Linked DNA regions of Homo sapiens: regions 2, 3, 4 and 5 are each linked to region 1. Evidence: chromatin contacts called from ENCODE Hi-C or POLR2A ChIA-PET data. All regions are on one chromosome and are shown on one strand. Each heading gives the region's core, a stretch centred on a gene start or an enhancer-like site at or near the end of the contact. The rest is flanking DNA. Distances are from core to core; before and after follow the strand shown. Region 1 holds the start of H2BC11 (H2B clustered histone 11). Region 2 has its middle 12 kb from the start of TRT-AGT4-1. Region 3 holds the start of ZNF165 (zinc finger protein 165). Region 4 overlaps LOC285819 (a long non-coding RNA gene). Region 5 holds the start of BTN2A2 (butyrophilin subfamily 2 member A2).

The links. Hi-C counts contacts between places; a loop is a spot of excess contacts on that map. ChIA-PET counts read pairs that join two places held with the same protein, here RNA polymerase II (POLR2A). Pooled maps may share reads with other maps.
Region 2: a pooled map shows a loop between it and region 1 (3-fold over the local background). The contact joins the enhancer-like site here to the promoter of H2BC11 in region 1. A Hi-C loop is called at or near these places in 2 of 50 pooled maps. POLR2A ChIA-PET finds 5 or more read pairs at or near these places in 6 of 52 experiments (H1, WTC11, activated CD4-positive, alpha-beta T cell and 2 more).
Region 3: a loop to region 1 is called in a map of B cell, with 4 times the contacts of the local background. The contact joins the promoter of ZNF165 here to the promoter of H2BC11 in region 1. A Hi-C loop is called at or near these places in 2 of 168 maps with a recorded cell type or tissue (B cell and ascending aorta) and 13 of 50 pooled maps. POLR2A ChIA-PET finds 5 or more read pairs at or near these places in 2 of 52 experiments (OCI-LY7 and T-cell).
Region 4: a loop to region 1 is called in a pooled map, with 7 times the contacts of the local background. The contact joins the enhancer-like site here to the promoter of H2BC11 in region 1. A Hi-C loop is called at or near these places in 7 of 50 pooled maps. POLR2A ChIA-PET finds 5 or more read pairs at or near these places in 6 of 52 experiments (activated B cell, activated CD4-positive, alpha-beta T cell, activated CD4-positive, alpha-beta memory T cell and 3 more).
Region 5: a pooled map shows a loop between it and region 1 (3-fold over the local background). The contact joins the promoter of BTN2A2 here to the promoter of H2BC11 in region 1. A Hi-C loop is called at or near these places in 4 of 50 pooled maps. POLR2A ChIA-PET finds 5 or more read pairs at or near these places in 4 of 52 experiments (IMR-90, OCI-LY7, PC-9 and 1 more).

Annotation. Positions count from the first base shown.
Region 1 is chr6:27,129,721-27,134,437 of GRCh38, reverse strand. It overlaps H2BC11 (H2B clustered histone 11), which reads left to right and starts at 1,643. Exons shown (of 1, transcript NM_021058.4): 1 at 1,643-2,122. The coding sequence starts at 1,688. The coding sequence ends at 2,068. H2AC11 (H2A clustered histone 11) reads right to left here and starts at 1,395. Exons shown (of 1, transcript NM_021064.5): 1 at 903-1,395. The coding sequence starts at 1,366. The coding sequence ends at 974. RefSeq lists enhancers at 713-1,228, 924-1,263, 1,229-1,742, 1,874-1,943, 1,954-2,023 and 1 more.
Region 2 is chr6:27,736,328-27,741,276 of GRCh38, reverse strand. It overlaps the pseudogene GPR89P. Among named protein-coding and RNA genes, the nearest start is that of TRT-AGT4-1, 12 kb to the right of the region's middle. RefSeq lists enhancers at 2,571-2,910, 2,921-3,040, 2,504-3,703. Within about 2 kb of position 2,801, at least 8 of the 41 ENCODE cell types and tissues checked have a DNase peak (open chromatin) inside an H3K27ac peak, as active enhancers do.
Region 3 is chr6:28,077,745-28,082,337 of GRCh38, reverse strand. It overlaps ZNF165 (zinc finger protein 165), which reads right to left and starts at 1,770. Exons shown (of 4, transcript NM_001376491.1): 1 at 1,368-1,770. RefSeq lists enhancers at 1,325-1,444, 2,245-2,314.
Region 4 is chr6:26,470,833-26,475,879 of GRCh38, reverse strand. LOC285819 (a long non-coding RNA gene) reads left to right here. Exons shown (of 4, transcript NR_038992.1): 4 at 3,687-3,936. It also overlaps a transcript of BTN2A1 not described here. Among named protein-coding and RNA genes, the nearest start is that of BTN2A1, 15 kb to the right of the region's middle. RefSeq lists an enhancer at 1,996-2,045. Within about 2 kb of position 1,644, at least 41 of the 41 ENCODE cell types and tissues checked have a DNase peak (open chromatin) inside an H3K27ac peak, as active enhancers do.
Region 5 is chr6:26,380,755-26,385,885 of GRCh38, reverse strand. BTN2A2 (butyrophilin subfamily 2 member A2) reads right to left here and starts at 2,778. Exons shown (of 8, transcript NM_006995.5): 1 at 2,705-2,778; 2 at 1,971-2,094; 3 at 524-871. The coding sequence starts at 2,064. RefSeq lists a silencer at 2,840-2,929.

The DNA.
Region 1 (4,717 bases), core at 394-2,893:
CCTGTACTTTTCTAATAGTCATAAACATTTCTAATATTTCTAATGTACATTTCTAATACTCATCAACATTTGTTGAACCATATTATAATCCTCTATATATTTTCCCTCCTATCTGTGAGGCAGACATTTTAACAGTCTGTGTGCTAACACTTTACCTCAGATTTCTTCATGGGTTTTAAGGTTTATTATTAACTATCCTGTCAAGTTCTTCTAGGTAAGCAACTTGGGATATTAGGCCTTTCCAAATGAGCCATCTTTCTTGGGCTCCAGATAACGTCATCCCAGTATTTTACTCACTTCATTTTAAAGGAATACTTTGCAACATGCAGTAGGGTGGGTAAGAGAATGCTTCACAGCTATCCATCAGGAAAGATGTGAGTCTCTGACAGAGCCTTTGCAGGGAGGTGGACTATTGTGTCACAAAGTTCTTCAGCCTCGCTCTCGTGCAGCGGCGTCACCGCCGAGCTCTCGCAGGAGCGGCAGCTTGCTGATCAGCAGCTCGGAGTTCTGGTAGCGCCGAACGTCGCGCAGGGCCACTGTGCCGGGCACGTAGCGGCGGGACTTCTTCATGCCGCCCTGGCCCGCGTGGAACAGCTGTCTGCTAAATTCTAGCCCGGGCGATAACTCTTTTGGGCCAAAGTGCTTCAAGAACTCACGAAGCCACTGGTGCTCTGTGGACACACACTGATTAAGTTTAAAATTAAGTAATGGCCTAAGAGATTTGTTCACATCTTAACTTTTAAGCGTGGTAAAATCTGGACCACCTTCCCTCTAGTTTTTCTTTTAAATCTGCGGTGTTCGCTACACTGTTTTCAAAAAGATGGGTAATTTATGACTAGAGTCTTGTCCATGTCTCACTTTCTTTCACATGGAATAAATGTTAAGTTCTTTTAGAGAAGACGTGGGTGGCCCTGAAAAGAGCCGTTGGTTTGGACTCGATTTTACTTGAGCTGCCACAAACTAGTACAGATAGTTACTTGCCCTTCGCCTTGTGGTGGCTCTCAGTCTTTTTGGGCAGTAGCACGGCCTGAATGTTGGGCAGGACACCGCCCTGTGCGATGGTGACTTTGCCCAGCAGCTTGTTGAGCTCCTCGTCGTTGCGGATGGCCAGTTGGAGATGACGCGGGATGATGCGGGTCTTCTTGTTGTCGCGGGCCGCGTTGCCCGCCAGTTCCAGGATCTCGGCGGTCAGGTACTCCAGCACCGCTGCCAGATACACCGGCGCGCCGGCCCCGACCCGCTCGGCATAGTTGCCTTTGCGGAGCAGGCGGTGCACTCGGCCCACGGGGAACTGGAGACCGGCCCTAGAAGAGCGAGTCTTGGCCTTAGCGCGGGCTTTGCCTCCCTGCTTGCCACGTCCAGACATAGCGAGCGCAACTCACTACGAGCAACCACAAAGTGAACGGGAAAGGCGGCGCTTTTTATAAACACTATTGGGCGCGAAAAAGAAGACGTGTTGTTGGTTAGGGCTGCAGTTTAATTTCAACCAATAGTAGTGCGTCTTCTGGATTTGCGAATCCTGATTGGGCAGACCTGACCTCTGACGTTACCCTGAATAACTACCAATCAGACACAAGACTTCAACTCTTCACCTTATTTGCATAAGCGATTCTATATAAAAGCGCCTTGTCATACCCTGCTCACGCTGTTTTTCCTTTTCGTTGGCGCTTTATAGCTACACAGTGCTATGCCAGAGCCAGCGAAGTCTGCTCCCGCCCCGAAAAAGGGCTCCAAGAAGGCGGTGACTAAGGCGCAGAAGAAAGACGGCAAGAAGCGCAAGCGCAGCCGCAAGGAGAGCTATTCCATCTATGTGTACAAGGTTCTGAAGCAGGTCCACCCTGACACCGGCATTTCGTCCAAGGCCATGGGCATCATGAATTCGTTTGTGAACGACATTTTCGAGCGCATCGCAGGTGAGGCTTCCCGCCTGGCGCATTACAACAAGCGCTCGACCATCACCTCCAGGGAGATCCAGACGGCCGTGCGCCTGCTGCTGCCTGGGGAGTTGGCCAAGCACGCCGTGTCCGAGGGTACTAAGGCCGTCACCAAGTACACCAGCGCTAAGTAAACAGTGAGTTGGTTGCAAACTCTCAACCCTAACGGCTCTTTTAAGAGCCACCCATGTTCTCAAAGAAAGAGCTGGTGCTTGTATTCCTCCTCTGCTGGCCACTGACAAACCCTTGTAACTTGCTACTGTGTTTTTTGGTCTGAAGTAGAGCAGTTATTTAACTAATCCTTAGTGACTTTTTTTTTTTAGATCTGCCATTCTAATCTTAGAGTTAAGTAAGGAGATGGGAAATTTTCTATTATAAGTTCGAAACCAATTAAAATACGTTAGAAACCAATTAAAATACTCGTCGGTCCCCCGTCGGTTAGTGATTTGGAACAGTGCCAAGTTGCAGCGGTTGTCAGTTTGAATTTGCCCGGGCAACGCCCGCCCTTCCTCTGCATCCTGATTGGTTGTTGTATCCAGGAAGTCCACGGTCGGCTTGGGTGCGCCAAAGGAATCCAAACCCCGCCTTTATTTGGCCTTCCTTACAAACTCAGTAAACTGTCAGTTTCTCATTCTTTAGTATTTTATCGCTTTCGGGAAGGAGATTTATTTCTAATTAGTTTTCGTTGGATAGAGCGTTTTTTTTTTTAAAGGGACCCTTTATGGCAACATAATCAGTTTTTTTTTTTTTGAGAAGGAGACTTCCTCTGTCGCCCAGACTGGAGTGCGGTGGCGCGATCTCAGCTCACTGCAGCCTCCGCCTCCCGGGTTCCAGCGATTCTCCTGCTTCACCCTTCCGTGTAGCTGGGATTACAGGCATGCGCCACCATGCCCGGATAATTTTTGTATTTTTAGTAGAGATGGGGTTTCACCATGTTGGCTAGGCTGGTCTCGAACTGACTTCAGGTGATCCACTAGCCTCAGCCTTAAAGTGCTAGGATTACAGGCATGAGCCATCAAGCCCGGCTACAACGGAATTTGAATGCTGTAGTTTTCAGCCTGAGAAAGATCAATGCTTTATTTCTGATTAGAATACTATTTTCCCTTTATGGTATATCTATATAAGCAAAGGCATTAGAAGCCTAAACAGGACAATTCGGGGCGTAATGAAGGCAGAAAGCTTGAGGACATTTATCCCAGACTCTTTTCTGAAACAAGTCAATTTCAATTTTAAAACTCCTTTCGTTAGTATTTTAAATACTGTTTTTGACTTTGCCTAGAAGAAGTGAGGAAAAACAAGTTCCCCCTTATTCAGGTTGTCACAAATGAGAACCAGTCACCCAACAAACGATGTTGCTCTAGGTTGTAACTTCAGTCATGTGTCTCTTAGGTAAAAATCCAAGGTCTATAAAGCATTTGGAAGCTCCCACTATGACTAGGTTTTGGTTTCAAAGGTAGTAATTGTATATAAACTTGAGTTACTATCTAGTTTATTTAAAATGGATCTAAATTTAGCACAGTAATAACATCTAAAACAATTAGTATTTTTGTTAAATCCACTATCAAATACACACGTTTCCCTTGTTGACTCAAGTCCTGTTTTTTTCAAAGCCCAGTTAAATATTGCCTGCTTTATGAAATTTCTTCTGTTTTTTTAGCTTTTTCTCGGACACTTGTCCAGCCTTTGAAAACTGTCTGTAGAGTTTCTAAAATATGTATCTCTCTGAATTGCTATCTGGTTTGTTGTATATATTTCTATGTAGAAAATATACACTCAAGTTCTTTTCCTTCACCATAATCATCCCGTACTAAGGATAACTGAACTGTTATCAATTCTGTGAATAAACAGAACTTAAATTACTTTTATGACATTATTGTTATGTTACATGGGCCTCTGACCCTCTCTATTAATCCAAATAGTCAGATGATAATTTCCAAGCTAAATAACTTGCTTCTTTGTCTTACAGGATATAGAAATCAGAATAAAAAGCAGGGTTTGTAAGAAAAGGAGGATTGCGACTGACTCATGGGTATATTGTCCAGCCACAGGTGAAAATTTGTAAAGGCTAGGTTTTCGAAAACTATACAAAGTTAAGTTGAAAAGAACCCAGCTAATTCTCCTGTTACTCAGAAGACTAAACTGCCTAAGGGGTAATGAAACAAATGATCACCTTATGGGTTATTTTCATCTTGCTGGTGTCCCCTTAATAAGGACAAAGAGTTAATACTTTGCTTGAAAAACTGAATGGGACTGGGCGGGGTGGCTCACGCCTGTAATCCCAGAACTTTGGGAGGCCAAGGCTGGTAGATCACTTGAGGTCAGGAGATCGAGAGCAGCCCCTGCCCCTGGGGGATGGTGAAACCCCGTCCCTACTAAAAATACAAAAATTAGCCTGATGTGCTGGTGGGACCCTGTAATCCCAGCTATTCGGGAGGCTGAGGCAGGAGAATCACTTGACCCCAGGAGGCATAGGTTGCAGTGAGCCGAGATCGTGTCAGTGCATTCCAGCCTGGGCAACAGAGGGGACTCCGTCTCAAAAAAAAAAAAAAAAAAAGAAGAAAAACTGAATGCTGCAAGTTCAACCCATTACTAACCAGTTCCTGAAGAATTGGCTTTTTTCCCTTTTTTTTCCTCTGGCTTTTTCCTTCATTTTAAAAAGGGGGATGTAACAGTGCCTCTTGAGCAAATAGTTTTGGTATACTTAGAACAATGTCCTGTACATAGTAAGCATTCAATATATGTTGGCTAATACTACTGATGCCGGTTGTAACAGTAGTATTAGA
Region 2 (4,949 bases), core at 1,552-4,051, 610 kb before region 1:
CAAAGTGCTGGAATTACAGGCGTGAGCCACTGGGCCTGGCCCCTCCTTATGCTTTTTTTATTTATTTATTTTTTGAGACGAAGTCGCACTCTGTCGCCCAGGCTGGAGTGCAGTGGCGCGATCTCGGCTCACTGCAAGCTCCGCCTCCTGGGTTCACGCCCTTCTCCTGTCTCAGCCTCCTGAGTAGCTGGGACTACAGGCGCCCGCCACCACGCCCGGCTAATTTTTTGTATTTTTTAGTAGAGACGGGGTTTCACAGTGTTAGCCAGGATGGTCTCAATCTCCTGACCTTGTGATCTGCCCGCCTCGGCCTCCCAAAGTGCTGGGATTACAGGCGTGAGCCACCGCGCCCGGCCTCCTTATGCTCTTTTAAATATACAGACTGGGCCAGGGTGGAAGAGAATATGTATTTGTATTAGACTGTATTTGCACTTTTAAAAATCTCTGGAAAGATAGCAGGAAATTCATGACAATGGTAGCCTGTTTAAAATGCTAGGAACTGTACTTTGACATGATAGCACGTAAGAAAAATAAATTAATTAAATTAAAAAGCTGGGAACTGGGTGGATGAGAAAGAGGAAGGTGATATTAGCTGCATTTTTTTTTCTGTACTCAAGATGTTTGAACCAAGTGAATGTGTTACTTATCATAAAAATTAAGCCAGGCAGGGTGGCATGTACCTATAATTCTAGCTACTTGGGAGTCTGAGATAGGAGTGTAGCTTGAGCCTAGGAGTTCGAGACCAGCCTGGGTAACCTAGCGAGACCTTGTCTCAAAAAACTGTTTTCAATTAATAAAATTAAATAATTTAACACATACTGTAAGCATATAGTAAAGTGGCAATAATAGTATCTGGAATGGTGAATGAAGCCAAGTTATTTATTCAAAAAATAATCCAAGAAAAAATTGTAGACATCTAATAAGCAAGGCAGGAAACCACAGGTGTCCTCCCTAAGGGTGTCTGCAGTAGTGACAAGGAGCTACTATTCTCCAACTAGGAAGGAGACTCCACTTGAAAAGCGAGAGAACAATGATTCACAGAATTACTTTGACGTGAAAGAAAGGTAAGGCAAAAAGGGTAGGAGTCTCCCTAATGGCGTCCAAGACTGGCTTTGGACAGCCTATTAAGTGAGACCTGGGAATATTATTTTATTTTTTTATTTTCTTATTTTATTTTATTTTATTTTATTTTTTATTTTATTTTATTTTATTTTGAGACGGAGTCTGGCTCTTGTCCCCTAGGCTGGAGTGCAATGGCACAATCTCGGCTCACTGCAACCTCCACCTCCCGGGTTCAAGCGATTCTCCTGCCTCAGCCTCCCAAGTGCTGGGATTACAGCATGAGCCACCGCACCCAGCCTGTGTCTAATTTTTGTTCAACCCAATGATTCTCCTAAAATTCCCAGGTCTCAGGCCGGGTGCGGTGGCTCACGCCTGTAATCCCAGCACTTTGGAAGTCCGAGGCGGGTGGATCACGCAGTCAGGAGTTCAAGACCAGCCTGGCCAAGATGGTGAAACCCCATCTCTGCTACAAATACAAACATTAGCCGGGCGTGGTGGCAGGCGCCTGTAATCCCAGCTACTCCGGAGGCTGAGACAGGAGAATCGCTTGAGCCCGGGAGGCGGAGGCAGCAGTGAGCCGTGATCGCGCCACTGCACTCCAACCTGGGCAACAAAGAGGGAAACTCTGTCTCAAAAAAAAAAAAAAAAAAAAAAAAAAAAGGAGCTATGTCTATACAGTCCAGCTTCAGTGATCCGGTGCGCAGTGTCTCACGCCTGCAATCCCAGCACTTTAGTTGGTTGAAGCGGATGGATCACTTGAGCCAGGAGTTAGAAGCTAGCCCTGGCAACATAATTAAGACACCGTCTCTACAAAAAAAAATTTAAAAATTAGCCAGCCTTTAGTCGCTTATGCTGAGGAGGGAGGATCACTTTAGCCCAGGAGTTCAAGTGAGCTGATTACGCCCTGCCCTCCAGCCTGGACTACAAAGCAAGACCCTGCCTTCTCGCCGGTGGGTGTGGGGCGAGTCGCAATAGTGGTTCCCTCCGCATAGTGATTGGAAAGGAACTTAGGGTGCTCTTGAGCTGCATGCTGGTAGGCGGGGTTTATTCGGTTTGTGGAGAATCATCCAGATGAATATTTATATGTGAGAGGTTGATTTTTTTTTAAGGAATTGGCTTATGCAACTGTGAACCTGGCTAGTAATTGCTAAATCCATAGGGCAGGCTGTCAGAAAAGGCAAGCCATCGGAAAGGACAGGCTGGAAACAATATAGAAAATCAATGAAACCAAAAGTTGGTTCTTTGAAAAGTTCACCAAAATTGACAAACATTTAGCTAAATGAACCAAGAAAAAAGAAGAGCGGGCCGGGCGCGGTGGCTCATGCCTGTAACTGTAGCACTTTCGGAGGCCGAAGTGGGCAGATCACCTGAGGTCAGGAGTTCGAGACCAGCCTGGCCAACATGGCGAGAGCCCCGTCTCTACTAAAAATACAAAAGTTAGCCTAGCGTTGTGGCGGCGCCTGTAATCCCAGCTACTCAGGAGACTGAGGCAGGAGAATCGTCTGAACCCAGGAGGCGGAGGTTGCAGTGAGCCGAAATGGCACCACCGAAGTCTGGGCAATAGAGTGAGACTCTGTCTCAAAAAACAAACAAACAAATAAACAAGAGAGGAGACGCAGAAGACTAAAATCAGAAATGAAAGTGGAGGCGTCCGCTCCACCTACGCTGAGCCCGAGGCGGGAAGCTCTGGACACAGCCATTGACTGGCTGGCTGGGGCGCAGCTTGATGGCGTCAGGCTGACGAGCCGCAGTCCCTACGGCTGCACCTGGGCGAAGGCCGCCTGTGTGAGAGGCCGGTGGCCCCAGCGTGCCGCGGCCTTGGAAGTGGGAAATGGAGGCAGGAGCCCTCCCTACACTTCACCATAGGCTTCCTGATTGATTCCAGCATCGTGATTACCTCCCAGATACTATTTTTTTTTAATTTGGGTGGCTTTTCTTCATGTGCCAATTGTTTAAGAACTATGAGGTGCGTCAGTATGTTGTACAGGTGATCTTCTCTGTGACGTTTGCATTTTCTTGCACTATGTTTGAGCTCATCATCTTTGAAATCTTTGGAGTATTGAGTAGCAGCTGTCGTTATTTTTACTGGAAATTGAACCTAGGTGTAATTCTGCTGATTCTGGTTTTCATGGTGCGTTTTTAAACTGGCTATTTTATTGTGAGCAACATCCGACTACTTTTGTCTCCTCTGTCTTAGTGCATAAACAACGACTGCTTTTTTCCTGTCTCTTGTGGTTGACCTTTATCTGTTTTTTCTGGAAACTAGGAGATTCCTTTCCCATTCTCAGCCCAAAACATGGGATCTTATCCATAGAACAGCTCATCAGCTGGGTTGGTGTGATTGGAGTTACTCTCATGGCCCTCCTTTCTGGATTTGGTGCCGTCTACTGCACATACACTTTGATGTCTTATTTCCTCAGGAATGTGACTGACACAGATATTCTAGCCCTGGAACAGCGACTGCTCCAAACCATGGATATGATCATAACCACAAAGAAAAGGATGGCAATGGCACAGAGAACGATGTTCCAGAAAGGGGAGGTGCATAACAAACCATCAGGATTCTGGGGAATGATAGAAAGTATTACCACTTACTCAACAGGAAGTGGATGCTTTGGAAGAACTAAGCAGGCAGCTTTTTCTGAAAACAGCTGATCTGTACGCTACCAAGGAGAGAACAGAATACTCCAAAACCTTCAAAAGGAAATATTTCAATTTTCTGGGTTACTTTTTCTCTATTTACTGTGTTTGAAAAATTTTCATGGCACCATCAACATTGCTTTTGATCGAGTTGGGAAAATGGATCCTGTCACAAGAGGCGTTGAGATCACTGTGAATTATCTGGGAATCCAGTGTGATGTGAAATTTTGGTCCCAACACATTTCCTCCATTCTTGTTGGAATAATCATCGCCACATCCATCAGAGGATTGCTCATACCACGTTCTTTTATGCCATCTCTAGCAGTAAGTCCTCCAGTGTCAATGTCCTGCTATTAGCACAGATAATGGGCATGTACTTTGTCTCCTCTGCGCTTCTAATCTGAATGAGTATGCCTCTAGAATATGCACCATAATTACCGAAGTCCTTGGAGAACTGCAGTTCAATTTCTGTTACCATTGGTTTGATGTGATCTTCCTGGTCAGCAGTCTCTCTAGCATAGTGTTTCTCTATTTGGCTCACTAACAGGCACCAGAGAAGCATATGACACCTTGAACTTAGGGCTACTACAGACTGTTAGAGGCCAGTGGTCTCAAAATTTAGATATGAAAGGGGAAAAAAATGGAGGGGACCAGGGTCTAACATTTTATAAACAAACAAAATGCTGTGGTAGCATTTTTTACCTCTAGCATCCTCTTTCCTACTCAGGTGATACTGTGATCACGAGTAGCATCAGCTAGAACATGAGAGAGAGCAGTAACTCAAGGCAATACTCAGCAGAGAGCATCCTATGTGGACCTGAGGCTGGTGCAATGGCGGAGAGGAACCGAAAAACTAAGAGGGAAAAATACACCGGAACTCTGGGGCAAGAGATGTCTATGGTAGCTGGGCCAAACACATAGGATATCCATTTTCAGGTTCACATGGAGGTGGTCATAGCTTTCCCTTGAGATTGACTGTCATGAAAATCAGAGATTGTAATGAAAAGAATAAACAGGAAGAAAAGGAAAGAAGGAAAGAAAGGAAGGAAGGAAGGAAAAGAAGAAACATTACGAATTTACAGAAATCAAAAGGATTATAAAAGAATATTGTGAAGAATTGTATGCCAGCAAATTGGATAACCTAGATGAAGTGGATAAGCTCCTAGAAACAATCTATTAAAATTTAATTAAAAAGAAATAAAAAATGTGAATAGACCTATAACTAGTAAGGATACTGAAGCAGTACG
Region 3 (4,593 bases), core at 521-3,020, 950 kb before region 1:
TTAGGGTCTCCATGACCGAGCTTGTCTTGGCAGACAAGATTCATGAAAAGGGTAGTTGAAGATATGTAACAGTATTAATTCTCCAAGAGTATGAAATAAATATCACTAGGTTCAGACTGAACCTTGGAAAACAAACAATTTGAGTATAAGTAAGAACAAAATTTATCAATGATAAAGAAAAAAAAGGGGGGTTAGTTCCATGGTATATTAACCAGAGAGTCTCAATCCCTTATATTTTACTGGGCCATTTCTTTGATATTTCTGGTTATGTTTCCTAGATGCGCTAACCAAGTAGTGTCCTAATGCTTAATGAGCATGATCTCATTTACCATAGTAAGATGGGTGTAAAGTAGGCCCATATAATCCGAATGAAATTTCAATTATGCTGAGCAGCTGGTTCTATGACATGTTATCTCAGCTGACAGTACTATCTCCAGGTGTTTTATCACTTCTCATCTATTTAAAACCGAGTCCCCCTAAAGCTGGTAGCTTTAAACTAATAAATATTGATTGAGCATCTAGTGCCTTATAATATTGTGTTAGGAGGACTTACAAAAATGGGTAAGCAGATGTGTGAAGAAACGCTAGGAGAACAGAGAGGAACGAGTAATTAATTATGATGAGAAAGTTGGAGGTTAAAGAGCAGGGCTCCTGATGGATGAACATGTCTTGGTGGGCATGTTGCGGGAGGGGAAGACGGGTGAGAGTTTTGTTGGTGGAGAGGGAGACAGTCAGGGGAAATCCGGTAGAGACCACAAAGCAGAACAGAGACTTCAAGGGGCATGCTGGTAAAGGCTCCCATAGTACCTTGTGTTTCTCAAGGGCAGGGGGTCAGTGTTGGTTTAACTGCATCCTCGGCACACAGGAAATACTATTTACCGTGTCAATAAATTTCAGGACAAGCGGGGTTGTCCCCAAGTGTCCTACAAAACGGCGGTTACTCTTCCCAAGGGAAGCAGGGGATTGGGGATGGTCCTCGCAGCAGTTTCTTTTCGCAGACAATGGCAGATCTGAGACATGTGGCACCCCTCCCCGTTCCACCTGGCTGGAATGGGCAACTCCTCTTACCAGTGACCCCAAATTCAGGATCAGTAGGACAGCCCCCACCCCACGCCACCAAGCCCTCAGCGCTCCACTATGACGTCACGCGCGGCGGCGGTAACTATGGAGACCGCCAAACCCTCACTAAATGCGTAAGCGCGCCTGCGTTCCCAACGCCGAAGCTGGTTCTACCTTTCTCCGGGATTCCTCTGAGGGCCAAGGTCTGGTCACCCAGAGGCTGCTAATTTCAAAGGCAATATGAGAGGGACTGGATGTTTGGAGGGGGACACGGGGCTGGACATCTGGATCCCCAAACCCGGACTCACCTCTCGGACAGGGCTGATTCCGATCGGACACTTCCGGTGGAAGGACTGAGCGGCGCTACACTTCAAGAATTCCGTCCACAGGGACTTGTGAGTCTGCGCAGAAGGCGGGATGCCTTTGGACTACAATTCCAAGAATCCTTCCTGGGTCTCTTCGGGCGCAGACTTTTCGCCAAAGTCCTGAAGATCTCAGGGCTTGAAGGAGGGGGCATCTTTTTTCTCCATTGTAGTAGTGTGTCTTGCTAAATAACAGAAGGGACTCCTGAAAAGAAAATGACGTTGGCCGGGCGCGGTGGCTCACGCCTGCAGTCCCAGCACTTTGGGAGGCCGAGACGGGCGGATCACGAGGTCAGGAGATCGAGACTATCCTGGTTTACGCGGTGACACCCTGTGTCTACTAAAAATACAAAAAAAAAAAAAAAAAAAAAAATTGCCGGGCGTGGTGGCACGCGCCTGTAGTTCCAGGTGCTCGGGAGGCTGAGGCAGGAGAATCGCTTGAACCCGGGAGGCGGAGCTTGCAGTGAGCCGAGACCGCGCCACTGCACTCCAGCTTGGGTGACAGAGTGAGACTCAGTCTCAGAAAAAGAAGAAGAAGAAAAAGATACACACTCGAGCACACATTTTCTCAGCAAAGCAATTTACTTCTATAGAAGGGTGCGTCTCACGGATGGAGCAATGGCGAGAGCACACCTGAACAAGGGAGGGGAAGGGGTTCTTATCCCTGACGCAGGTAGTCCCTAGTGCTGTGTCGTTCCCCTACTGGCTAGGGTTGGACCGCACAGTCTAAGTTAATTCCGATTGGCTATTTTAAAGAGAGCAGGGGTATGAGCCGGAGTGGTAGGGTGAGCAGTTTCAGTGGGAAGGACGGTTACGGAACAGGTGACTAAAGGTGACTCAGGTCAGAGCAGGTGACCAGGGGTGACTCAGGACGGAGCAGGTCACCAGGGGAACAGATGTGAACTACTGATTAGAACTGGTGGAAAAGGTTGTTTACTGAAACTAGAGGCAAGGAGACGAGGAAAATGAGGAAGTTAAAGTTTAAAATGGAGAACAAAGAATTGAACATACTGACATACTGATTCTTTGAAGAGAAATTTAGAACTCACTGTATTTAACAAGGAGTTCAAGGCCAGCCTGGCCAACATGGTGAAACCCCGTCTGTACTAAAAATATAAAAATTAGCTGGGTGTGGTGGTGGGCGCCTGTAGTCCCAGCTACTTGGGAGGCTAAGACAGAAGAATCGCTTGAACCCAGGAGGTGAAGGTTGCAGTGAGCTGAGATCACGCCACTGCACTCCAGCCTGGGCGACAGAGCAAGGATCCATCTCAAAAAAAAAAAAAAAAGTTTATTCGGGAATAGGAAATTGCAATAAGAATAGACGTGCCAGAGTAAACTATGTTTCTATTCAGGGAGGTAAAGGAAGACAAAGGTTTTTAAAGGAAGAATGGGGAGGATTATTTAATTGTTTTGAAATCATTATTCTTGACTACAAAGATCGGTAACGAGGATGACACCAGTCTGAGGTTAGACAAACAGTTGCTGGGCGGATGTCCTTGCAGAGGTATTTTTGGTGTAAGATGGGTTTTGCAGTCATATGTGATAGTTTTCTTATGAGGCATACAAGCCTGAGAAGTGTCTCTTCATAGCCCTCCCTGGCTCTATCTGTCAGATTATTGCTTTTGTTTTTATTTTTTAACACTAGTGGGCCGGGCGTGTTGGCTCACTTTTCTAATTCCCCGCTTTGGGAGGCAAAGGCAGGAGGATTAATTGAACTCAGGAGTTCGAGACCAGCCTGGGCAACATAGTTGGGACCTCGTCTCTACAAAAATTAAAAAAAAAAAAAATTAGTCGGGGGTTGTGGAATGCACTTGTACTCCCAGCTACTCGGGAGGCTGAGGTGGGAGGATCGCCTGAGCCCAGGAGGTGGTGGCTGCAATAGTGAGCTGTGATTGCACCACTGCATTCTAGCCTGAGTGACTCCTGCCTCTATTTAAATCTCAGGTGGTGAAATTGAAGCCCACGCAGCAGGGTTGCAACTGAAACTTCATCTCCTCTGCAAAACCTTCCTGCATTCCCAGACAACTTTTCTTCTGAGGCCTTGTTTGATTCATCCCCTTACCCCAGTGGAACTCAGATATTCAAAATGGTATTAATTAAAACCACTGGCTGTCATTGGTCCATGCATGGCCTTAAAGTGTGAACATTTTTTAATCCATTACCTAGTCTATAAGAACTGTAGATTGACAACAACTTAGATTTAATACTACTCTTTTTCTAGTCCCTCTCTATACTACCTCTCATCCGAGGAAACACTATCACAAATTTTGTATTTGTTGTTCCCTTGCTTTTTAACAAGATGATTCTATTAGATATGTACTGTTTTGTCCCCCAAAAGTGGTGGCAGGGGAGTTCACACAAGGGAGTGCCCAAAACCGTCCTAGTTGGGGCTGGTTGGGATTCCAAAGAAAGGAGCACTATGTGCCAAGGTGATCTGTCCAAAGCATTTATTAAGGGAACTTACATAGTGTTGCAGGAATCCTCCCCATGGGTGGTGAGAGAAAAGGGACATTCTACCTAGATATGTCTGCAGTGAGGGGGTCAGGGTATGGAGTTTATATAAGGGTTTAAAGAATTTGGCTCAGGGCCAGAGCTAGTTTCTTTCACTGTTTTCAGTGACAACTTAGATACCTTTATCAGTGCCTGGGAATGTTCAAGACCCAAGTTTGGGTTCAAGCATGCTGGGAAAAAATCTGCAGCTGGCTAGGTCACAGAGAGGTCAAGGCACTCTGATTTTCAGTCACAGAATAGTCAAGGCTCTGTGATTTCCAGTCAGAGATCCTGCAATCCATTTTCCTGACTGGCTCTTACAATCTCACATGCCCATCTCTTCCTATATGTTCCCTGAGCTGGTCAGAAAGGGTGGGATCATCGGCAATTTCTTTCCCCTGGCTTTATGAAACACTGCAAACAAAACCTACACTAACAGTAAATACAAGTGCACCTGACAAAATCTAAAATCACATTTTCCAAAAGGCTTCCTAGCAGAGCTTTCCACCAAGGACCCCATCCTGGAAAACATGACTTTGTGTAGACCACCAGGCATACCCTATGTGGTCAGTAAGCTGTAATTGCTTTCGTGAGTGAAGGACGGATTGATTAACTTCAGCTTCTTTGTCTAGAATATACACACAATGTTCACTTTTGTAAAGGGCACAGGTTCCCCCTTGCA
Region 4 (5,047 bases), core at 395-2,894, 660 kb after region 1:
TCTTTCACCATCCTCCCCCATTATCCTTCTCTCACTTCAATCATAAATGCTCTTCTGTTTGCATCATAAATTTTTCCCCTCAATCCAGTACATTTTTCTTTTTTCCTTGTATTTATTTTATTTTATTTTAATTTTTTAGAGATGAAGTCTCACTATGTTTCCCAGTCTGATCTTGAACTTTTGGGCTCAAGTGATCCTCCCAACTCAGCCTCTCAAAGTGCTGAAATTACAGGCGTGAGCCACTATGCCCTGCTGATCCTGTACATTTTTTGAGTTCATTGTACCAATAGTTCCTCCATTAGCTTGGTTAAACATTCACAAAACAAAACAAAATGCCCCCAAATGTGACAGCTGAGTCCTTGTAGGAAAAAATCCTTAAGTGAAGCTTAGTATCCTGGGGTTCATTGCATATTCATATATACATACTTGGGGACCCATGCACTAAAAAGACAGACTCCTTTTGTTTACAATAATTCAGCCTTTGCTGTTAAGGTGATTAAGGCAAGTAGGTGTGGGTGGAGAGATAGTGACAAAGGAAGTGAACTAGAGGAATAAAGATCAAAAGATGGGAGGAGGTCACTAGGTCACAGTTAAGCAAGGGCAAGCAGGCAGGAACCAGCCCTGTTGCACTGGTGTACTTGGTCACCTGGGCAGGGTGTTGACGGGCTGTTGTGGGGATGTTGGGGACATCTAGAAAATATGGAGTTGAAAATTTACAATATACATATGAATCTTTAAGGCACATCTCTTTTTAGAACCTTTTGGAATATGTTCCTAAACATAACCAGGAGATATTTTAGGAGTCTTTTCGTCTCCTGGCTGGGGGCAGTGGCTCATGCCTGTAATCACAGCACTTTGGGAGGCCAAGGTGGGTGGATCACTTGAGGTCAGGAGTTCAGTACCAGCCTGGCCGGCCAGCCTGGCCAACATGGTGAAACCCCGTCTCTATTAAAAATACAAAAAATTTGCCAGGTGTGGTGGCGTATGCCTGTATTCCCAGCTACTCCGGAGGCTGAGGCCAGAGAATTGCTTGGCTGGGAAGGTGGATGCTGCAGTGAGCCGAGATTGTGTCACTGCACTCCAGCCTGGGCAACAGTGAGACTCTGACAAAAAAAAAAAAAAGGAGTCTTTGCTCCTTTCTGACTGTAATTAGTTCCTAAGAACATGCAGTTGGAAGGTTTCTCTATTCAGGTTGTCCCTCTTCAGCCAAATCTCAGCCTCTTCAGGTCCTTACTCTTTGCATTCTACCCTCTCCATCCTCACCCCTTTCTCTGTGCCAGTTCCCCTCTCAGCTTTTCAGTCCCTTTTCTTCCAGGCCTTGTAGCCCTGGCTCTAAGCAATTTTCCCCACTTACTCCTTAATATTCCTATCTGAAAATCATAGCCCACAAAAAAAGGTAATCAATAGTTTTCTGTTGTTAATAAAAACTTTAGACAAATTAAATTTAGCAGGGTTTAATTTGAACAAAGAACAATTTGCAAACCATCAGAACGATCGGGCAGCCATCAGAGAGGTTCAGTGAGCTCCATTCCACAAGGGAAGTGACACACAGAAACAGCTTAATTGGTTACAGCTCAGAGTTGGCCTTATTTGAACATAGTCTGATCACTTGGCTGCAGGGTTGACTGCCGCCGACTGAAGTTCGGCTACTGGGATTGGCTGAGACTCAGCTATTTGTTACAAAAGTATACTCCCATGCCTTAAGCTTTCAGTTAGTTTACATACTAAGTTAGGTTGCAGTTCATTATTTAAGGGCTCAAGAGCCATCCCTCAGGCTAAATGTATACATATCTCATACCAAATTTAGTTTAATTTAACACAATTATTTCTGCTTTAGTTAAGATTCTCTGATCCAGAATAAAGGAAAAGAAAGCATGTGCTGTACACTCGGTCCGAGAAACACTAAGAGAATCCTCTTTGTAGGAATTCGTGTTTTGATTGGCTCAGAGGTACCATTTCTCATCAGTTGCTGGGCAGAAGCCACTGGGGACGGTTAGAATGAAAACTGAAACGATATTGAATTGTACACATTGACGAAAAGTTTCAGCCCTACCTCTCAAAGTGTTTGCAGCTCTCTGTGTTTACATATTTGAATCATTAATGTGTGTGTTACGTGTACAATCAGTGTTTCTTCACATTCAGCTGTCTTTTATATCATAACAGAAATATCAGGAGAACTGAGTGGAAAAATGAAAAGATTTTAAGAAGAGAAGATAGGTATTAATTAAAATGATACTGTGGCAGTTTGCAGACATCCCCTTGCATGTAATTGTTACATGGAGGATATTATCATCTTTTGTTTTGGATATTATCATCTTTTACCACAGAGCCAAATGAAAGTATGAACATAATGAAAACTAGATCTATTGCATCTATTTTAGTACCTCCAAAATTCAGGTCTCAGATCCATTACCGAATTATAGAATTTTCTGGTATCCAGAGTTAGTGCTGTCTATAACTGCATATTTTATATTTTTCACAAAATTATTTTGGGTGTGACTGAAGCTTTCTTCACCTCTTGCTCCTTATTTGTGCCATACTGTATTTTCATGTGTATTTGTTTCTCACTCTGACAATGAAATATGTTCTAAGGTTAACCTTTGGGTAGACTGTGGGGGATGTCTTTGTAAGGGGTCCTTGCTACAAACCTTGGGACCTAGTGATAGCAGACAGGAGGCAGTCAGATGCCTAGGCAGGTAGCAATGGGTCCCCAGTGATACCCCACCTCCAAGCTGAAGACAGTTTAAAGCCTGAAAGCCAAACTACAAGGTAAATCCTCAGCCCAAATTGAGAACTTGTTGAGAACTTGTCTTCCTGTTTGGTGCACTTTCCTCTGATTGGTCCCCACCCTTCAACTACTTTCCATATACCCACACTTTCCTAATTGTTTTTTTACACTGTTGTGGCCATCTTTGAGTGGTGTCTTCACTTTAACCTTTTTTGCATACTCACAAACCATTCAGCACACACTTCCCATTCTGAGTCCATAAAACAGGCCTGGACCCAGCCACACAGGGGGAGCTTTCCTGCCTTCAGGTAGGGGTGCCAGCATCCCCTCTCTGCTGAGAGCTGTTCAGTCGCTTGATAAAATTCTTCTCAGCCCTCCTCACCCTTCAACGTCTAGTGTATCCTCATTCTTCTTGGGCATGGTACAAGAGCTCAGGAACTGCTGAACGTGGGTATAAGCTATAACACAGGTGAGCTGGGGCATGCCAGTTTAGCCAAGCGAGGCTTGGGTGGGGTGTTGCTGGCCAGAGGTCCCCTGCTTGCAAAGTGACAAATAAAAATCCTGTATCACTAGCACTTGCAACTTTAGTTGGGTCACAAATAAAATATAAAGGCCTATCATTTGTTTATGTTATAAAACAGACCCTTAAAGTAATTAAAACTCCTAGGACTTAGCTGAAACCTTGGCTGGTAGAAAATGATACTACAACAGTTTGAATTTAGGCTCTGTGGTAGAGTTGGCTGGCTGCTTGTTCAATAACAGATCTACTTTTCTCAGTAATAAAATCCCATTTTCTTATTGCAAGGTGTCCATCTCATTTGTAGACAGGGGAAGCCAAGGGACTAAGTTTGAGCCAATTGCTTGAGGGTGGAAGTTTATCAGACAGATTATTTAAGGGGAGGCTAAAACAGCTGGTAGACCCTTACACTCCCCTTACTTTCTACTTCCTCTTATCTAGAATATGGACTTTGGAGCTGGGCAGCCCTTTTGTGACCATGAGGCAACATTGAAGATGCAAGCCACATGCTAAGACAGAAGAAAATAAAGACAGAACTAAGCTGGGGCATGTATGACATTTCAAGCTCTCAGATCAGCCCTTGATGGCCACCATCCATATTTATTGACATGAAAAGAAGTCCTCATTTTGTCAAAGCCAATGATATTCAGGACTGTTATTAATAACAAAATACAATTCTTCCCTCTACCCACTACAGTGTATCATGAAACTCTTCAAACATATAGGAAAGTTGAGTATGGAATCTCTATCTCCAGCCTTGAGGTCTCACCTGGACTCTTGGTTATTCAATGGACTACTCTGCATCTCCATGTGCATCTCTAATATAGACTCCTCAACCTTAATGTATCCACAACTGAACCTTTGGTTCTGTACCACTCCCGTCTTGCTCCTTGTCTCTCCGTTTCCCCATCTCAGAAATTAACAACTTCATCTTTCCAGTTACTTTTCCTTCCTTCCTTCCTTCCTTCCTTTCCTTCCTTCCTTCTCTCTCTTTTCTTTTTTGAGAGTCTCACTCTGCCACTCAGGCTAGAGTGCAGTGGTGCACTGCAACCTCCACCTTCTGGGTTTTAGTACAGACAGGGTTTTACCATGTTGGCCAGGCTGTTCACGAACTCCTCACCTTAAGTGATCCACCTGCCTTGGCCTCCCAAAGTGCTGGGATGACGGGCGTGAGCCACCGTGCCCGGCCCATCTTTCCAGTTTCTTGGGACAAAAACCAAAGATCTACTTTTCTCCTTTGCCATATGAGGACACATTTAAAAGGCTGTGAACAAGGATGCAGGCTCTTACCAGTTACCAAACTGCTGGTGCCTTGGTCTTACATTTCCCAGCCCCCAGAGTGCAAGAAAAAAAATTTTGGTTGTTTATAAACGACTCAGTCTTGGTATATTTGTCATAGCTGTCTGGGCAGACTAAAACATGCACATAAACAACCCTGTTTTCTGCCTTAACAAATCAGGTATTTAAATATATGTTCCTGATTCTTCCCATAATGTGTCATTTGTAATTTCAGTAATATAATTTCAGACTGTTTAAAAAGCTTTTTGTTCAACCCAGTTTTACAACTGGATTACTGAGTTGTCTAAAATCCAAAACACTATCATTTAAGCCAGCATTTTAGATGCCTGATCGTTTCAGTCAGGGTTCTCCAGAGAGACAGAACCAATAGGGGATACAGACATGAGAGGGCATTTATTAAGGGAATTGACTCATGCAATTATGTAGCCTGAGAAATCCCATGACGGGCCATCTGCAAGCTGGAGACCCTGAGATTCTGGCAGCATGGCTCAGTCAAAGTGTGA
Region 5 (5,131 bases), core at 1,529-4,028, 750 kb after region 1:
TGAGGAATGCGTGTGCTTCTGAAGAAGTGAAGCCCAGGCTGGGCGTGGTGGCGCACGCCTGTAATCCTAGCACTTTGGGAGACTGAGGCAGGTGGATCACAAGGTCAGGAGTTTGAGACCAGCCTGCCAACATGGTGAAACCCCGTCTCTACTAAAAAAATGCAAAAATTAGCCGGGCATGGTGGTGTATGCCTGTAATCTCAGCTACTCAGGAGGCTGAGGCAGGAGAATAGCTTGAACCCAGGAGGCAGAGGTTGCAGTGAGCCAAGATCGCACCACTGCACTCCAGCCTGGGCAACATAGCAAGACTCTGTCTTGAAAAAAAAAAAAAAAGAAGTGAAACCTATAGCTTAGCAGGGCAAACCCACTCATGTGGCCTTTGTGCAAGAGGAAGCCACTTTCTCTGTGGAAAGGGGACGCCAGATAGAAATCCGTTGGTCTGCAATGGGCCTGAGGTTAAGGGAGAAACTTTCCCCAAAAGTCACACTGTGCAAAAGTAATAAAGCAAAATGAAGTGATGCACCTGCCACCACGAGGCGTAGGATGGCCTCATCGTAGGACCTGCCTTCTTGGAAGTAACAGCGGTAGATCCCATTCTCCTGGGCTGTGACGTTATGTATGACCAGGGCCACGCTGCCCCTGTTGATGTCTTTGCTCACAAAGGTGATTCTTCCCCGGTACTCCTCCATCTGCTCCTCTGTTCTCTCTCTCCCACCCTTATACACAAACACTGCGGGGGAGAACTGAGACCGGAACCACCGCACCTCCATGTCCTCAGCATTTTTCTCGGGTGACAGATGGCAGCGTAATGTAGTGTTTTCTCCCACCATGGCCAGGATGGGATTAGCTGGCCCCACGACAGTAAACTGGGCTGTTCAACAAGGGCAGAATCAGACAAGGATGCCAGTTATCACAACTCTAAGGCAAAACAAAAAACAAAAAACAAAAACAAACAAACAAAAAAAACTCCAGGGATGAAAGGAAGCAGATATTCCAAGGCTACAGGGGTTCTTGGGCTGAGAACCCTTCTGGGGACCAGTAGCTGTGGCTGGTCGGCAGCACCAACCCCTGGGAGCAGTAACTATTGAGGCTGCTCCTGCTTCACGAAGGAAACATTGGGGAGCCCGCCCTGGGCACCCTGTGCCCCTGAGATTTTCCTCCATTTTGCAATCTAGCACTGTGCCTGAGTGTAGTGTAAACTTGAACTGTCCATTAGGGTATCTATCCACTAGCTATTTAACAGTTCCAATAAAAATGAACTCTAAGTGTAAAACACACACAGATTATAAAGATTTAAAATTTCAAAATGTCAAATATCTCATTGGTAATAGTTCTATTAACTAAGCATTTAAATATTGATATGTGATTATTTATATGAAACAAAATACATTATTAAAATTTATTTCAAGTATGTTTTTACCTTTTAAAATAAAAAGTAGAATAGGCACAGGGTCTTGCGCCTGTAATTGCAGATATTTGGGAGGCCAAAGTGGGAGGATCCTTAACAGCTAGGAGTTTGAGACCAGCCTGGGCAAAATAGTGAGACCCTGTCTCTACAAAAAATAAAACTTAGTCGAGTGTGGTGGCCCTTGCTTGTACTCTCAGCTACTTGGGAGGCTGAGATGGGAGGATCCCTTGAGCCCAGGAGTTTCAGGTTACAGTGAGTTATGATCTCATTCTCCATCTGCTTCATTCCGGCCTGGCAACAGAGCAATATACTCTCTCTTAAATAAATAAACAAATAAATAAAAAGTTAAAAAAATCTTTTTGAAGATTTGCACTTGTATATGCACTTGACCTTTGTGCTTCACTGTGTTTCTTTTGGACAGTGCTGGTATAAATTCAGTGAACATGTTCAGAATGAAAGGATAAGTCAACAACCCCACAGTTCTTCCTTCTTTCCCTTTGCAGACTACAGGGTTGATGTTCCTTTCTGAGAGGTGACAGCAGCAAGTGACACACATCCCTACCTGAGACCAGTGCACACAGGCTGAGAAGGAGGAGGAGCAGGAGGAGGAGGAGGGAGGCTGGCAGGGAGAAGTGCAGAGCAGCAGCTGGTTCCATGAGCACCCAGGGCAGGCAGAGACCAGAGGCCTAGGGTTACAGAGGAGGAGAATCAGCCTAGGAGTCTTGGCACCTCAGTGCTGGTCGGGCCCAACCTCTCCTGTCACTCAAGTAGGTCTCATCGGTGCCCCAACTTCTGGGAGTCGCTTGCATCTCAAGGCTCAGGTATCTCCGAAAGAGGGATTCCGTAAACATTCCATAAGTAAGCCATCAATGCAGAGATCAAGGGGGCCGTTTTCCTCCTTCCTCTTCCCACTTCTCGGGCCACAGTCCGGTTTCTTCAGTTGTCCCTGGATTCTTTCACACCCTCGTCCCTCCACTTCCCCCTCCCCGAGACCCAGGTCGGGACACTCGAGGTAAAGCCAGGCGAGGCTGCGCCTCCCCACCAGTAGGCTTCCTGTCTCCCAGGTCCCCCTCTCCTCTCCAGAGCAGATCCCGCTCCCCGCACCTACCGCCCCCAGCTACCGCCCCCACCCCGGAGCTGTAGCGCCTCCTCTCCCTTTCCTACCTTCTAGAACTAACCTCTGTTTTCTTTTCCCCTCTGATCCTCACATGACGATTTTCCGATACAACTCACCCATGGGCACAGTCACCACCAGACAACAAAGCATCCCAAAGAGAAGAGAAAAGCTGTGTTCACCTCCTATTAATCGCGATGTTTGGAGTTGCGGACTCGGTATCTGGGACCTGTTCTCTGGGTGTCCAAAAAGTCCCAAGATTTCCACTGAGCAGTTTAGAGCCCAGGATTGGCCGAGTGAGGCTGAACCAACCAATGGTGTCTCGAGCCTTATTTCTCAGCTGTTACTAGGTAGAATACACACACAAAAACCCCCCAAAAATCTCAAGCAGCAAATAACCTTTTGGGATTATTAGGTATTTCTATTTCCTTTTTCTGTCTTTGGAAGCAAGACTTTTTTCCTTTATTTTCCTTTCTTCCTTCCTTTCTTCCTTCCTTCCTTGCTTCCTTCTTTCCTTTCTCATTCTCTTTTTCTTTCTTTCTTTCTTTCATATGTCTCTCTCTCACTTTATTCTTTCTTTCTTTCTCGCTTTCTTTCTTTTTTCTTCCTTCCTTCCTTCCTCTCTCTTCCTTTCTCTCTTTCTCTTCCTTCTCTTCTCCTTCCTTTCTTTCTTTCTCTTTCTTTCTTTCTTTCTTTCTTTCTTTCTTTCTTTCTTTCTTTCTTTCTTTCTTTCTTTCTTTCCTTCTCTCTCTCTCTCTTTCTTTCTTTCCTTCCGTTCTTTTACAAAGCCTTGAGATCCCCAAGGTGTCAGTGGCTTTGCTGGTGTAGACGAGGAGAGGGCTCTCTATGTAGAGTGATTTTGCTGGGGAGGAAACATGAGGAGGAAAACATAAGCCGCCGTCTTTCCAAAGCCAGAGGACTCTTGTTCATGTTGCTGGCTTTGAAGGTTGGGCCTGGTGCGCGGGAGGCCTTGGGGGAAGCAGGCATGGCTGGAGTGGGAGGGGTAGCAAAGGAAAGGTGACAGCAGTTGCAGTGGCTGTTATGAAGGTCTTGTTGTTCACTCCAAAGCTATTGGATAAGACGTGCTGAGAATACTGAGTGAGGATTAAAAACCCTTTCCCACGGGGAGGTGGTATTCTGGTGGAGGCAGAAGATGGAAGTGAGCAAAGACTTTCAGTTGACCTTGACCTTCTGCCAGTAGGTGGTGGGGTTAAGTCCAAGGACCACACACACACACCAGCACACATAACCTCCTCCCCATGAACATAATCCCTCCCCCACAGAATCCAATCTTGTCATTGTATAGATATCTTCCAGAATAATCTTCCCAAGGCCCAGTTGTCAATAATCCCCTCAAATGTCTAAATACTTAGTCTGGAACTGGTGCAGTGGCTCACACCTGTAATCCCAACACTTTGGGAGGAGGAGGCAGGCAGATCACTTGAAGTCAGGAGTTCAAGACCAGCATGGCCAACATGATGAAACCCCGTCTCTACCAAAAAAAAAAAAAAAAAAAAAATTAGCTGGGTGTGGTGGCACATGCCTGTAATCCCAGCTACTCAGGAGGCTGAGGCAGGAGAATGGCTTGAACCTGGGAGGTGGAGGTTAGGGTGAGCTGAGATCATGCCACTGCACTCCAGCCTGGGTGACAAAGTGAGACCCTGCCTCAAAATAAATAAATAAATAATAAAATATACACAAATAAATGCTTAGTCTAGAGGCCTCCAATTCCCTTCTGATTCAATTCAAAACTTTGCAGTTAATACACTAGCAATGGCTCCACAGTGGCCTTGCATCACAACGTTGCACTCCCTGTGGCCAGCGCTCCCTTTCCCATGCCATGCCTTTCACTTGAATTGCTTGCTCCATCTTTGCCCCTTGAAATCCTGCCCAGCCTTCGTGCCTACTTCCTCCAAGAACAACTCTGAATGCTCCTGCCTGAAGTGCTCTCGGCCTCTTCTAACACCCATATCTTTTGCTGTTCCCATGTCCTGTCTTCTATTATTGTTATCCAGGTATCAACTGTGTCTTTGCTGTGACTGGAGTACCTGTTCCTCAGGACAGACTTCTGCAGGATGTGATTCTTCTCTCCTTACAAGGCCCAACTCTAAGCTCTGCTCTCAGCTGTTGTTCAATGCATGAGTGACATGCTCAGGGTAAGGTCATTCCCACCACAGGATGGCCCAGTTCCTGGAATCATTCGGCACCAGAGTTCGAGAGAGAGGTGGCAGCACTATTAAGCCACTCTAGATCAGAAGATCAAGGACCAGGAAGGATGAACCAGTAGGTCCCTTCTGCAGAGAAAGCTCTTTGATGAGAATAAGATAAAGAAAGGCCTAAGAAGTGTTTTTACTATTGAATTGACACTTGAACTGTCCCATTCTCATACAGAAGCCTCACTCATCACCTGATATTTCTGGATTATAATTAAAATTGGATCCTGGGTTGAGTGGCTAATGAGGGTAATTATGTCAGTATTAGAATATTCCAACCAGGACTGGGCAGCTGTTGGGAAAGGACAGAAGAGAAGGATGCAAGTGTCTAAGAGCATGGCCACCCAGGATGAGACCTGACTTTATATTTTTATTTGAAGAAATAAGACCCAGGGC